2 separate regions of the Mus musculus genome follow, and region 2 is linked to region 1. Evidence: chromatin loops called from intact Hi-C (ENCODE). Cell type or tissue: left cerebral cortex. All regions are shown on one strand.

Evidence for each region. A loop is a pair of places that touch in the nucleus more often than their neighbours do. Peaks named below come from ENCODE experiments on the same cell type or tissue, not always from the same donor. Only the 100,000 strongest peaks of a DNase experiment are listed, where the experiment ranks them.
Region 2: it touches region 1 in a loop (2.0-fold over the local background); 1 of 42 quality-filtered maps calls a loop at or near these places.

What each region holds. Positions count from the first base shown.
Region 1 is chr15:8,881,119-8,889,118 of GRCm38, reverse strand. No RefSeq gene overlaps it. Among named protein-coding and RNA genes, the nearest start is that of Ranbp3l, 83 kb to the left of the region's middle. In left cerebral cortex, a CTCF peak has its summit at 3,867 (motif pointing right); a DNase peak (open chromatin) is centred at 3,953.
Region 2 is chr15:8,811,878-8,819,877 of GRCm38, reverse strand. Gm31340 (a long non-coding RNA gene) reads right to left here. Exons shown (of 5, transcript XR_383822.2): 3 at 6,429-6,620. Among named protein-coding and RNA genes, the nearest start is that of Gm31340, 100 kb to the right of the region's middle. In left cerebral cortex, no CTCF peak of the experiment used is centred here; DNase peaks (open chromatin) are centred at 2,094, 3,160, 3,971 and 4,362; H3K27ac peaks cover 1,813 bases.

The sequences.
Region 1 (8,000 bases):
ACCTTTACAATATGCAAATGTCAGGGCCTGGTAAAAAAATAAAAGGAATATGAAAATCCTATAAAATTTAACCTTACTGTAAATTACAAATAATAGAACTAGAACTTGATAATGGTAAATCACAAGGGTGTTAAACTTGCATTTATCAGACACATATTTGGATTCAACTAAAAGTATCAGAGAGTCCAACATGCCAGTTGTTTACATATTTTTGATTAATATTTTGTAATGTTTGTGAATACATAACAATAATTTTAAATTAACATAAGAAACCTTTTTTCCACTGGCATTATATTTCATAGTAAGAAACAGGAAGTTTTCTCAGTAATTTTAGGAAACAAGCATGTTTGTTCTTCCTACAGCTTTTCGAAAAAATATCCTTACTAATACAATAAAAAAGAAAAAGAAATAAAATATGTACAAATTGAAGAAGTTATCGTTCTTTACAGATTATGTAATTTTCTCTACATAAAATCTAAAAGAATCATCAAAGTATGTGAAACTAATAAATGGTTATAACAAATTTGTAAGATATAAAGTTAATAAAAAAATTAATCCTTTTTCTATGTGTTAGCAACAAATAGGTAGAATTTGAATAAGAAAATATTCCTATATACATTAGCATATTCCTAAATACTGAAATGAGTATGCATTTAACATAATATGTATGGACAAAATTATAAAACTCTAATTAGGGACTGGAGAGATGGCCTCATGATTAAAAGTACTTGCTGTTCTTGCAGAGGACCCAGGTTCAGTTCTCATCATCCATATTAGCCAGCTCACAACAACCGACATGTCCAGTTCCAGGAGATCTGACACTCTCTCTTGACCTCTGCATGCACAGGCACACACATGCTACACACACATACATGTAGGCACACAGACATACATATAAAATGAAAATGAGTAGAGGCTGAAGGAGTGGCCCATCAGTTAAAAGCACCTACTATTCTTCTAGAAGATCCAAGATTGTTCTTAGCACCAATCAGATCATGTGTAACCACTTCTAATTCCAGCTCCAGGGCATTCAACAACCTCTTCTGGTCTCCACAGGCACCCTAGTATCCGTGGTATACACACAGAGAGAGAACACACACACGTGTGTGTGTGTGTGTGCGCACGCACACACAGAGAGACACACAAAAATAAATAAATAAAAGCTAAAAACTTTTTTAAAATTCAATGAGTAAAGAAAAACCCTGGTGAAAATGACTAAGGAGGAACTAAATAAGTGGAGAGCTAATCTGTGACCACGAGAAGATACAAAACTGTCAAGATGTCAGATTCCCCCAACTGGAGCTCCACAAGCAATATAATCAAAACTCCATCAATTTTTTTTATCCTGAATCATCATTATGATGATTCTAAAGTTTATATGTAGAGGCAGAAGATCTACCCACAGAAGAATCAAAACACTCCCCCAATATTATAGTAGAGCATTGATACAGTTGATACAATATTACAGCACAACATTGATACAGTTGACATATTACACTACAACATTGATACAGTTGATACAATATTACAGCACAACATTGATACAGTTGACACAGTATTATAGTACATTGATACAGTTGACACAGTATTACAGTACAACATTGATACAGTTGATACAATATTACAGTACATTGGTTCAGTTGACACAGTGTTACAGTACATTGATACAGTTAATACAACAGTGAAGCAGGAGAGCACCCCAAACCGCCACTGTCCCACTTTATCATTTAGTATAAAGGTCTTGTACTCAAAACAGTGTGATGTTGACAAAGCAATAAATAAATAAAGCAAAATACTCAGAGTCAATCGACACAAAGGCAGAAAACTGTTCTTTGACGAAGGAAAAATCGAGTACAATGGAGTGGTGCAACACCTGGGCATTGTCAGGAAATAGGAATCTTATATTCTTCATAACAATATACACAGTACTGCTATAAAACTCAAAACTATACAACTCTTACAACACTGGGGAAAACCTATGTGGTCTTAAGTATAGTGATAACATATTAGACTATCAGGAGTCATGACCATAAAGAAATAGTTGATAAACTGCACTGCAGTGAAAAAAAAAAAAAAAGATATCTGCTTTACAAAGACATTCTGAAGAGAATAAGAGAAAATATCAGTCTAGGAGAAGAAAAATGTAAGAGACTGACACAGTTGAAGGACCAGCATACTAAATGTTCAAAGAACTCTAAATGAAACAATAAATTGTGTAAATGTGAGCAAAGGTATGAATAAATTCTCTATCATCATATGTCATTAAGGAATTGCCAATTGGAACCACTGGACACACCCCTCTCAGATACACTGATGAGAATACAAATCCTGCCAGAAATGTGAGCAGAGGAACTTTTGGGCTTCACTAGCATGAATACAACATGGCACAGCCACCAGGTGTAATTTCCAAAATTCACCTGTAAGCCACACCTGCGCAGGAACCAGGTAACTTCCTGGAATGCTGGGAACTGTAGTTCTTGGGAAATAACAACGTCTCATAGGAAAGTACAATGGTCTACAAGTTTGGCCTTATAAGCCCCTGCTATGCATGGCTTGAGGCCGTTCCAGCTGGGAAATTCCAAGGAAATGATCCTGACCAAAGTCCATCTCTTGGTCAGTATTTAATATTAATATTTAATAAACACTTGTTATAAATTTGGCTCAAAATGGTGGAGTTGTTGTTTTGTTTTGTTTTGTTTTGTTTTGTTTTGTTTTCTGGTGAACTGCAGGATAAATGCTGGAAAGGTAGTTTTCTCATGAAGTTAAATATATTCTTACCAGACTACTCAGCAATCACTCCAATGTGAAACAAAAGAGTTTGAAAGTTACCTCCCCACCAAATTTTCACACAAGAATGTTGCTGCTTGCTCTCTTTATTGTTTCCAAAACTTGGAAGGCCCCACGATGTCTTTCAGTAGGTGAATAAATATTAATCTAGACAGTGGATTGTGCTGCTAACACAGGCCTGTAGTCTCAGCCACTCAGGAGTGTGAGGCAGGAGAATCTCCAATGCCTGCCTAGTGCAGTGTAATGAGACCCTGTAATGAGGCCCTGTCTCAAAACTAAAAGTCAAAAAGAGGGTTAGTAATACAGCTTAGTAGAAGAGCCTTTGACTTCCATGTAAGAGAGGTTCAATTCCCTATACATACTGGAGCGTATGTGAGTGCGCACACACACACACATGGATGCTGGGGGGAGGGAGAAATAGGAGGAGAAGAAGGGATAAATATAATTGCATATTCTGAAGTGCTGGAGGCCAATATGACAAGGTTGCACAATGAATGTGTGCTTCCAACTACATGACCTTTTGGAAAAGGCAAACTGTGGAGACAGTTAAGTGATGGGAGGTTGCCAAGTATGAGGCTGGAAAGAGGCAGAAACAGCCAGAGCACAGAGGGCCTTTCCTCCACAGAAACTAGTCTACATGGCATTATAATGTTGTTTACGTATAACTATACACTCAATATACAGCCATAGATAGTGCAAGGGGGATATTAAAGCTCATGTTCTGGACTTAGAAGCTAGATTGTAGCAACTGTAGCATCCCTGGAAAGGATAATGATAGTATTAGAGGTTGTGTGTGTAAGGACAGGAAGATGTGGCAAATCTCTGTACCTTTCACTTAACTTTTCTGTAAACCTACAACTGGACTGAAATGCTATTTTGTTAAAAACAACTACAAACCTGAAATAACATTCTTTTTCTTTTAATTTTTGATGATTCATTTGTCACACACTTATGCAGGGCGTTGTGATAATACCCCCAGTACACTCACTTATCCTTTGTCCACTCCCGCTTACAGCTATTTAGTACCAAAGGTTTCTTAAATGTGTTCATTCAAAAAAAGTTCTCAAGGTTCCACAAAGTTTTTCCATTTCCTTCCAGAAGGTGGCATGTGTGTACTATGCTCAAAAAGCCCTCCACTGATTTTGTGAAGTAGAGGGGGCGAGGGGGTGGGGGGGGGGGAAGTGGGGGGAAAAAAGAAAGAAAGGAAGAAAGAAAAACTTTCGCAGATAGTAAAACAACTTATAAACCTGTTCGGAGTAATTTCAGCAGCTGGAGTGAAATGGGAGCCTGCCGCAGACAGGGCTTTCCGTGGCAGGGCGAGCTTCTATAGACATACATACCTGCGAACACGGGGACCCATAACTTAATTTACAAGTGCCTCAACGCTGAGAGACTACTTGCGGAGTTGACGCTCTGGAATTTGTTACGGTCACTAGAAGCTGCATGGCATAAAAAAAAGGTCACAAGCTGTGGCTGGAATGGTGGACAGGAACAGAGTCCTCAGACTACAGAACTCAGCCAACTTAGCCTTGGATTTGCAGGGCTCTGCTCCGAGAGCTGTTTGAACTTGAGAGAGGAATCCTCTAATTAAAAGGCAATTACACAGAACGTCTGCCTAGTAATCCCCTCCGAGCGTGTTAAACCCACAGATTTCTGGGCTTTAGAGACCCTGAGGTCAAGAACATCTTTGGGACTGGTGAGTCTACATTTAAGAAGCATCCTGGAATGGAAAATTTCTCAGGTGTCTACGTACATCAGACTGCTAATGAAGGCGACGCCATGGACAAACCTTGAAAACAGGATTCCAAGCAGACACAAGAGGACGGCTGGGACTTCTGAGTCTCAGGGTACCATTAGATCAGGATGCCTGGTTTCTGGATTTTCTATGAAAAAAAAAAAAAAAACAATTACAATTCGTAATGGTTAAGACTGTATCCAGAGTGTCAAGGTTAATTATCAGAAAATATCAAATGCCAATTTCTTACAGCCCCTGCTTTTGGCGCAGTATCATGGTGTCCCGGGGCAGAAAGAACAGAAAACAGCACACCCTCTTTGCTCCTTCAGTCTTCCCTGTCTTCTTGTTACCTTGTGCAAAAGAACCCGACCAGAACAATACCCCTAAGAAACAGTTGGAGGTCAGTGAACTTTGGTTGCCCATTTGCTCACTCATTCAGTAGTAATCAATAATCATGGGGTACTTTCCAGACTGATTTCTAGGCCCAAAAGAATGAGTTATGAAGAACACAGTCATGGCAGTCAAGTCAACAATAAGGAAATAAGCAGACGCATTCAAGAGTAAGACGGTATCTGTCTGTGTGCTGGGCTTAAAGAAAACCAAGGTTGATTGACATGTAACCAAGAAGGAGAATGTTGTTTGAGCTAGCCTCACCAGGGTCAACTGCATGGGGGCAGTCACACTGACAGAGGTGCTAGAGACAGCGCATCATCTCAGACATTTCCAGGACAGCCTTGGGGAAGGGGATGTGTATTCTTCAGGGACAGCTCCAGCACTGAATGATAAACACTGGAAGAGGCAGGTTGAGTTGAGCTCAGCTTAGGGAAGGACTCCCTAGCCTAGCAGAGAGGGGATTCATACCCAACTGTGGCTCACCATGTCCTCGTTTCATTGTCTGTAGCACTTCGTTTAGGCCTCACGGTCGCAATGGATGGTAAGAGGAGTGATGCCCATAGAGTGGAGAGGTTTGTCTGCTCCCAATCTAGCTGTCTGATCAAGTGAATAGTCACTTAATAGAAAGTCACTTGAAGGAAACTTTCATTGAATGCTAGGGAAAGCCGGACATCTCTTCAACCCTTACCTCAGTTGAGTAATTTAAGCTCAGCAAATGGGTGACTCTGCATACTTTAGTGGTTGGCTGTGCTGGGTGTATGTATAGACTCCAGAACTGCAGGCTCTTCTAGTCATACGTTGGCTCAGTATAAAGCACACGGAGGTGACCAATTTACGTTTCCTGAAATAAAATAGCTCCCTGGCTCAGAGGGAAATGAATGAGTTAGAGACCCTTAATCTTGTGATCTCCAAACACTGCCAGGAGCCCTAATTAAATCACAGAAAACACTGAAAAAGCAAATAAGACATACTCCAGATTCCAGCCAGGTAATGGAAAATTACAAAAACTCTTGAATACCAATAGGCGTGTTTCCAGCTTGACTAAGTGCGAAGCATAAATTCTCGGGGGGGGGGGGGGGCTTTCATTGACTACCTCCCAGAGGAATGCAGCCAAATGGCATTGGAATACCTCTTTCAGTAAGAATTCAGACTGTAGCCCAAACCTGCACTTCACAACCAGCACTGGGAGGAGCAGGAAGGGCAGGCATTGTCTCATGATCTAGATCACTTTCCTTCCTCAAGAGAACCGTTTCTTGACTTGCTTCAGGAAATAAGATCATATGTAAACCTTGAGCAGACAGCTCCGAACCCAGTGGTTCTCCAGAGGGGCCAGGACATCTACCCCGGGTGAAAAGGGAAGACAATCAAGCCGAGGGTTACTTGAGTACTGACTGACCTTCCTGGAGATTAGAGTAAGGAGTGAAATTGATGACTCCTGTGACTGTCCTCGGTTTTGTCAAAATTACCCAAGTACTGATTCCATTTAGCTCCACAGGGAAGACCAAGATTGGGAACAAATGGCTGCAGGGTCCAATCACAACACACACAGTCCCTGCAGGCCAGACATGCCCATCACCTCTGGACAGCTGCTTCTCCCACTATGCCACTATGCCATAATCCTACATCCAGTCAAACACAAACTACATTAGGGCACAGTCTTCAGCATCTTCCTATGCAATAGTTAGCAGAGGAGAGAGGAACATATAGCTGAAGTCTAGTGCAGTTGTCAGTTCTGACCTGGGTTTGAAAGAGCACGGGGTGTGTGAGAGTGCAGGGTTTGCATTTAGAGCTGTCCACTCCGTAAAGGCAGTTCTGTTTCTAACCTGTCCAGCAGAAGAGATGTTTAGTGGTTTATATGTGCATTCTAAATCACAATTTATTTTAAAATAGCTGAACATTTACTAAGAGGGTACTCTTGACACGTGAGTCCATCAATTCTCAGAAGAACAAGCACTCCACGTGATGTGCGTTGCTTTTGCCTAGTTCGTACTCCCTGTATAGGTTTGTGGGTGGTGGTCAGGACTGTGCCTTCATTGAAAGAAAAGAAGGATAAACAGATTGGGCAGAGTATTTTATCAAACACAGCAAATACAGTGACCACTAGACAACTGCCGTCTCTGTCTTCATCAGCCCAATGAGTCGCACTGTATTTGAGATCTCGGAGCTGTGTAAATGCATCCAGCCTGGTCCTCTGAGCCTGCAAATCCTTCACCTCAAACAGTTCACAAGGCAAGGGAATGAAGAGTAAGCTAGCTTGTGACAGGAGGGGAAAAGGCAACAGATCCGAGTCCAGACCATCTTAAAGAACTAGAGGCACTGGTCTTTACCAGGCAGGTCTGTTAATTATCCACCCTAACACCTCGACTTCAATTAGAAGATACTCAAAAAAGAAGAAGGAGAGGGGGAGGGGGAGGGGGAGGGAGAGGGAGAGGGAGAAGAAGAAGAGGGAGAAGAAGAAGAACAAGAAGAAGAAGAAGAAGAAGAAGAAGAAGAAGAAAAAGAAGAAGAAGAAGAAGAAGAAGAAGGAAGAAGAAGGAGGAAGAAAGAAGAAGGAAGAAGAAGAAAGAAGAAGGAAGAAGAAGAAAGAAGAAGGAAGAAGAAGAAAGAAGAAGAAAGAAGAAGAAAGAAGAAAGAAGAAGAAGAAAGAAGAAAGAAGAAGAAGAAAGAAGAAAGAAGAAGAAGAAAGAAGAAGAAAGAAGAAGAAAGAAGAAGAAGAAGAAGAAAGAAGAAGAAAGAAGAAGAAAGAAGAAGAAAGAAGAAGAAAGAAGAAGAAAAGAAGAAGAAAGAAGAAGAAGAAGAAGAAGAAGAAGAAGAAGAAGAAGAAGAAGAAGAAGAAGAAGAAGAAGAAGAAGAAGAAGAAGAAGAAGAAGAAGAAGAAAAGAAGAAGAAGAAGAAAACAACTCAGGATACTCCTGTGGGCAAACGCAGGGAGCCAGCTCATGCAGCACTTTCGGCCAGATGGCACCATTGTTCCTTGTCCTCAGGCGCACACATCTCAGTGCAAATGCCCTGGAAGAAGGGAAGGAAGTGGAAAAAGGGAATGAAGTGGGGTGCAGGAAACCCACCGTTGATTCACCACCTGAGC
Region 2 (8,000 bases), 69 kb after region 1:
ATGAACCTTTCTTTATCTCGAGCGCCATTTCCCAGGAACTAGAACCATCCATCCTTACAGGAGGTGTCACATGTACTTTGAAGAATTCCAATGTTATCATATTGCTTAAGTTTTATTGTATACATAGGACTTGGTTTCATTATCGTCAGTAAGCTTTTTTTTTTTTTTTTTTTTTCCAAAATTGTGCTGGATTTAAGTATGCCTAAAATAAACTGCCCGGTGTCAGACTCTAGAAGTTTGAACCAATCCCAGCTACTGAGTTGTGCTGAACCATTCCTTCTTGCCTCATGTGAATCATTACTCTGCCAGCCCTGGTGTTTAGAGGGACCCTTTCCCCTCCCCCTAACAATGAACATCAGGAAAGAAAAAAAAAAACAAAACAAAAAAGAAAACCTCACATCTTTGGTTCCCCAGGTCCTCTTCAGAGCAATAAAAGAACTTAATTTCAACTATTATTATTTCAACTACATTATTTTCAGCCTAAAATGTATGTCCTAGCTGGGTGTGATGGTGCTTACCTTTACTCTAAGTGTGAAAGAGGAAGAGAAAGAGAAAGCTGGATCTCTCTGAGTTCCAGGCCAGCCAATGTTACATATCAAGATTTGTCTCAAAAATTTTTTTTAAAATAATTCTTATCTCTCAGTCCTCGTGATGGTTTAGAGATTTTTGTCAGCTTCCCTATCCTGTTATGGGACACCGGAAATGCCCATTGTAAAGAAGAAAGCAGAGAGGAGATACATACTTTAATGACAGCAGATAGAGATAAAGATTCCATGTATGGATGATCAAGTCCTGTCTATTCCATGATGGCACGGTGTTTATTATCACCAGCACAACTTGTCAGTATACTTTAAAGCTTCTCTTAGTTACTTAAAATAACCTAACCCAATGTCTCAGGATTTTCCCTGTCCAATTACATTAGGGCAGTGGGAGGCTGTGATTAGACAGGGAAAAGGGAGGCAGAGCAAGGGTTCCAGAGACAGAGAGCGTCTTGGGGTAGTGAAAAGAAAGGAAGATGGCAGCAGACGTGAATCAGCATGGCTATGACCAGCCACAGGTTGTTATGATACCATAAAGGTTAGAATATTGAGATAATTTATCTAATCTAGGTGGGCAGATTTATTTTTATCAATTGGTTTTGAAATTATTGTATTGGCATCTTGTGTATTGAGAATTTATTGATATATAAATCTGACTAGTTAACTATAAGCATTGAGTCTTGTTTTTGTCGGGTTACTGGGTATTGTGTTATCAAACCTCGAGGATGGCTATTGGTTATTGAAATGTGAGACAGAGCCATGGGATTCTGCCAGGACATAGTGTTGTGACCCACTGGTGCCAGTACTAGTATGGGAATGTGGCCTGGTGGGGCTGGAGAGTTGGCGAGTTGGGAGAAACAGGAACGCAGAGAGTTGGCGGGTTCTTTTTTTTTTTTTTTTTTTTTTTTTAATATTTCCTGCAACAACTCAATGGGAATGTTAGGCAAATACAACTTCACCTTTCATTTGGAGATCATAAGACAACTTTTAGATGTTGGTTCCCTGCTTCCACCTGATGGGTACCAGGGATTAAATTCAAGGGACCAGGCTTAGAAGCAAGACCTTTTACCCAACTCTTCAGCCTCAGAAACCCTTCGTTTCAAATATCATTTTCTCTGAAGTTTGGATGTGAAGATATGGATGTAAAACTCACAGATGTAGTAGCCAACTTCTATGAGCTTCACGGGAGTCCCTCAAGGAACTAGGGGACTAATCACTTGCTTCTTCCTATTGGGCAAGGCACATAGCTACACAGCTGATCAGGCTACAGATACTCTGCAGTTGAGCCAAAGACCTGTCCACCATGCGAACAGAGGCACAGTTGGCTTGCCCAAATGTGAGGCCCTGAGCTGTCCTATCCAACATGGTCACCATTTCCCATGGCCTGCACAGCTTTGTACTTGACTAGGGCTGTAGGGAATGGAGAAATGACAGACACAGTAATGTAAAGCTGCAATCTGGTGGGCGGGCCATGCAGAGAATGGAGAGACTCCAGCAGCAGCCTACAAGAGCAGGCTACCTCATCTCCATAGGGAGTCCCTGTAGTCTCGGGCTGCAGTCAACTGGGACGAGGACGCTTTGATTGCTACGTTCTACACCTACGAGATTTAGCTAAATGTCAACCATCTGTCATCATCTATATTCAGATCAGGGGAAGGCCTTGCCATTCCCATGAGTCCAGGGCAGTGTTTTACTTGTCATAGCTGTGCTCACGTCAACTATACACATTCACTAGGGACTTTGTCACCTCCACACAGCTGCGGGCATGTGGTAGCTATGTAATTAACTGAATTTAAATGAGGTCTAAAATACCTGTTGAATAGAAAAGAGTTGAACAAATTGCTTGAAGTAAGGTCTAAGTAGATACAGCCAGCAACCTGGCTTCCATAGTGACTTTTAACTTGGAGTCTTTCATTCTCCCTTTTGATGCAAAAATTCCCAGTCTGAGAGAACGGGGTCATGAATAAAATAATAATAATAAGGCACCAGTAGAGTCCTGATCAACAGCGCTGCCTGGACGTAGCTCTCTCATTCCTTGAAAGGGCTGTCCCGGGCTCAGACTCTCTCCTTCCTTGAGTCATTTCATCAGGACTGCCAGGGAGTCTAGGGAATTTATGTGTCTCCGTGGCTCAGGTCGAGCTCTGGGGCAGGCCTTCTCACTGCTCACAGCAGCCTATGCACATCTCTCAGCAGTGTCCTGCAGAGCATTGCAAATCACCTTATGTCTTTAGGAAGAAAAGAAGAAAATCTGGCTCCCTGGAGTTGCCCCAGCTCACTTTCTTGGAAAGTGGAAACTTCTTGGAATTCACTACTTCTTTTGATGTTTACCAATACATCACTACTCAGTGTTCGTGCCAAAATCATGTCTCTGTTAGGGTGATATATCGCCTACCTAAAACATATTCCAAGCAACTTCTCACTGCTTGTAAGGGCCGAAAGATTGTGATCAGCATAGATGGCAAAATCCCAGGCAGCAAGGCCCCAGGCCTCCTCTGGACATCTTACTCACCAACACAGGGCTGCCTTTGAGGAGCTCAGTATGTCAGGGAATGAGTCCAGGAAGGTGTGTGACTTTGGAATAATTAGAGGCTGGTTAAGTAAGTTAGGAAAGCTTGGAATTCACAACTACAGCCAATTCTAGACAAGGTGATGAAGTTGCAAAGTTTTGTATTTGGCTGCTCTCCAAACTGTCCTGAGAATCTCTCTCACCCTCTCCCTCGTCTCCTACTCCCCTTCCCCCTTGTGGCTCTGAGACTCTCTGTCTTGGCTTCTCACCCCTTGGGGAAACTCCTCTGAGGTTCTTTTTTCTCCCACGGAACCTTCATTCCTTTCCCACTGGTCTCTGCTGGCTGAGACTGGCCAGTTAATGGGGTGAGGCAATTAAAAATGGGAGTCCTTCAGTCTAGTAAAAACATGAGATTTGAAGGACTTAAGATGGTATAACTGTACATGATTATCTTTTAGGAGAAAAGCCTTCTATTTCACCATATTCTAAAATATGTCTGTGATCCCACATAAAGTTAAAGAAACTGTGACAAGGCTTCCTGTTAACCACAGTGTGATGGAGAAATGGATATAATAAAGAGGGTTTTGGTTCAGAGCTAAGTGAGGGAGGAAAGGCTATGTGGGCAGGAAACAAGGTGTCACACTCGTGTTGCCTTGGAGACCACATCCACCAGCCCCTTGCTCAGGACCACCAGCAGTTCATCTTCTCAGGGCAAGTGGTTTGCTTAGAACACAATAGCTTCCCACTTACAAATCACAGGCAGTGTCTGAAAATTCCAAGGTATTTATCAGGCTTAGGATGCCACCCAGTTTTGTCATAATCAAGAAAAATCTAGGCTGGGTAGCAGAAGGTGTGGGCCAGGGCTGGGGAGGCCGAGTTTGAATCCCAGTTTTACCACTAAGCTGAAGAGCCAGCTCCTGAGAACTGCTTATCATCTCTGGTCCTCAGATCCCTCATCCTCAAAATATCCCAGGCAGCCGTCTCCAGTCCTGAAACCCTAAAGAAGCTGCCAAGTGTCTACTTCAAGTAAAATTTCTATACTTTTTATTATTAAAAGACCGTTTTAATAATAAAAAGTTTCCATATTTGAAAGGAAACATTATCCGGCCAAACACTAAGTTGTTTTCTTCCTCCGTAATATGTTAACATCTTGTCCCGAGGAGCAAAGCCTTCTCTTGAAAGCCTCAGAACAGTTTGTGGCGATTGCAGTCCTTGTCTCAGAAAGATTAATTGGAAATGAAATCTAAGGAAGAGAATTCAAAGCCCATTTCTATGCTTCCTGCTTTGTAGATCTTCTAACATGTAAATGGACCGTTACAAAGAGGATTAGCTATTAGAATGGTCTGCGTGCAGTCCATCGTTCAGCTCCCAGTTCATTCCTTGCCAGAGAGTCCCAGCTGAGCCGCATCTTAATGGCCTCCTTTCATCCTTCAGGGGGATGAACTGCATACTAACTCCAAGACCTGTGTTTTCCAACTTCAATTTGACCACAACTTTAACAAACTGTAGACTCTCCCCCAACTCTCCAATGGTGCTTAAAATATGAAACAACAAAACAAAACTACTGGTAATAATTGTGAGGAGCTCTTTTCTCCCAATATTGCTTTTGATCTTTGTGTTTTATCACAAGTAGAAAATCTAAGACAATGAATGGATAGAGAGAGGGGGAACTTATAGGAACAGAAATGATTCAGAGACAGCTGCATCAGCAAAAGCCCACACCATCATGGGTGACAGACAACTTATGAAAGCTGGAGCTCACTGCATGAACTGTGGGCAACTCAACAGACAGGAAACTCTTTCAGGCATCTCAGGTAGCCTGAGCCTCTTCTGGGAAGTTGTGCTGGTGGTCTAAGAGCATCTCTCAACAGCCACTATAGGTTATATATGCTTGGGAAGGTAGGGATCTAGTATATCTGGTCGGTTTCAGAGACTTCCTGAACTACTGAAGTTGCTTATTTCCTGTGCTTAATGAGCTTCCCTGAAGGATGGAATGTTTCACCCCCTTAAAACATTGGCTCTCAACCTGTGGGTTGTGACCCCCTTTGACACACCTCTAACTCCAAAAATATTTACATTACAATTCTTTTGTTTTGGTTTTTTGAGACAGGGTTTCTCTGTGTAGCTCTGGCTGTCCTGGAACTCACTCTGTAGACCAGGCTGGCCTCGAGCTCAGAAATCTGCCTACCTCTACCTCCCAAGTACTGGGATTAAAGGCATGCGCCACCACTGCCCGTCTTACATTACAATTCTTTTTTTTTTTTTTTTTTTTTTTTTTTTTATTTATTATATGGAAGTACATTGTAGCTATCTTCAGACACTCCAGAAGAGGGCGTCAGATCTCGTTACGGATGGTTGTGAGCCACCATGTGGTTGCTGGGATTTGAACTCTGGACTTTCGGAAGAGCAGTCGGGTGCTCTTACCCACTGAGCCATCTCACCAGCCCTACATTACAATTCTTAACAGTAGCAAAATTATAGTTATTGAAGTAGCAACAAAAGTAATTTTATGGTTAGAGGTCACCACAACTTGAGGAACTATTTTAAAGAGTCACAACATTAGAAAGGTTGAAAACCACTGTCTTAAGACATCTTATTATGTCATCTCCCTTTTAACATCCTACATCTTTTTTTTTTTTTAAAGATTTATTTACTTATTATTTATTTATTATATGTAAGTACACTGTAGCTGTCTTCAGACACTCCAGAAGAGGGCATCAGATCTCATTACGGGTGGTTGTGAGCCACCATGTGGTTGCTGGGATTTGAACTTTGGACCTTCGGAAGAGCAGTCGGGTGCTCTTACCCACTGAGCCATCTCACCAGCCCAACATCCTACATCTTAATCAACTTTCTTCCAAGATGGACATTTTATCTCAAAGGAACATGCTATGTAGCAGTAGGACAGGCCTCCACTGGATAATCAATGTAACTTAGAAAAAGATAAAGATATCTTGGTTTGCTTTCTCTTGCTGTGATAAGCACTATGATCAAAGCACTCCAGGGAGGAGAAGGTTTATGGTTTTACACATTGCACTCACAGTTGTTCATCATGGAAGAAGCCAAGGCAGAAACTCCAGCAGGGCAGGAACCTGGAAGCAGGAACCAAAGCAGAAACCATGGAGGAGTGCTGCCTGATGGCTTGCTCTCCCAGCTTCCTCGGTTTGCTTTCTTATGGGACACAGGACCACCTTTTCTGGGATGGCTCTGTCCATAGTGGGCACATTAATCAAGAAAATGCCCAACCCCTTGCTACAGTCTAATCTGATGGAGGCATTTTTTTCAATTGAGGTTCCCTCTTCCCAGATGATGAATCTTGTATCACGTTAACCAAGAAGTAATCAGCACAAAGGGCACTGAGCTGACTTGGAGGGGCTACTTACCCACGCACTCCATCACCGTGCCTCCTTTTTCACTCCCACGTTTGCTGTGCATGTGGCTGCTCAGAAGAAAGACTGTATTTCCAGTCACCTTTGCTATTAGGTGTGACAACTGATGTGAAGGTAATAATGTGGGTGACCTCCCAGCTCATGCCCTTCCTCGAGGATAAGACCACACTTTCCTCCTCTGCTGGGCTGGAATACAGAAGTGACAGAGCAAAGAAAACTCATTATATATCAAGAGTAAGAGAATGAGAAGAGTCTGGTGACTGTCAGGGTAGAGCCACGGCACCACCATCTGCTGCTTATCCTTCGTCTGTTTGTTTCTTAAGAAAAACATTAGCTTGTTTTGTTGAAGCAACAGAACCTAACCCATATTAATCATGGAATGATTAACAGTAGAGTTATCACTTCAAAAGATTTAATGATTATGCCCCAAACTTCATGTTCCTTCTCTCCTTTGGTCATGGCTACCCGAACCAAAAAGAGAAGGTGAAATCAGAATCAAATTTGTTTCCACTGGTTACTAACTGATCTTCAGACAAAAAAAAAAAAGCATATTAGAAAAGATAATTTTAGTTCAGTATTTTGTGAACAGATTGCTTACATGTCTTAGACCAATTTATGCAACAATTCCATGAGGTAGACACTATTATTACTCCATCTTACAAATACAGATAAACTATGAGTTGAGATCAGGACCATGGGCATCTGTACCTTTAACCATTTACTGTAACACCCAGCTTTCTGCATTGGTGGGAGATCAAGATCAAAGTGAACACCAAGAACATAGTCAATTCTGTGCACATCAGGGATACTACTGAAGGAAGATGCTCTCACTGCCTGAGAGAGGGGTCATATAAATCTGGGCCCCATGCCTCTGGCCTTTTATTTCTCACAGGGGAGAGGAAAAGAAGACATAAATACTGCTAGTACTAAAAGAATCTCTAGAGCTCAAGGCTCTGCTTATAAAAGAGCAAACAAGGCTCAGAGTGTCAGTGGGAAGAATGGAGGATACATATCCATCAGGAGGTGGATGCATATGGATGTCCCATGAGAATTCTCCAGGGTGCCAGAACGATGATCTTCGCCGCTCTGGTCAAGGAAGGAGCAATCTATCTCATGTGCTAGAAAATGTTTTCTTCTTACTTCATAGACAAGGAGCTTGGATCTTGAATACAATAAACCCTCCAGGATCATATCAGTATTTACTTAGTGGACCTATGAATCCTAAAAAGTGGGATTCATTTGTGTAGCATCAGTGCTCTCCTGAGATGACATCTTCTGCTAGCTAACTAGCTAATGACTGAGCGCCTGCCTTTCTTTTCTTATTTTCACTCAGTGTTTCTTAAGTACTAACTATGGCCAGTGTCATCACAGCTCTTCCCATGACTATACTTAACAGACTGATAAAGAAGGCAAAGATGATCTATAGATGGGTAATAAATAGTTAGCATTAGGTAATATGACAAGGGAAGTTGCTAGGTACAACAGTGTTGGAAGGTCTCAGACATTACTGTCTCTTGGTATGTGTTTGGCACAATCATGAAGTATTTGCCTGATTTACTGGAGAAG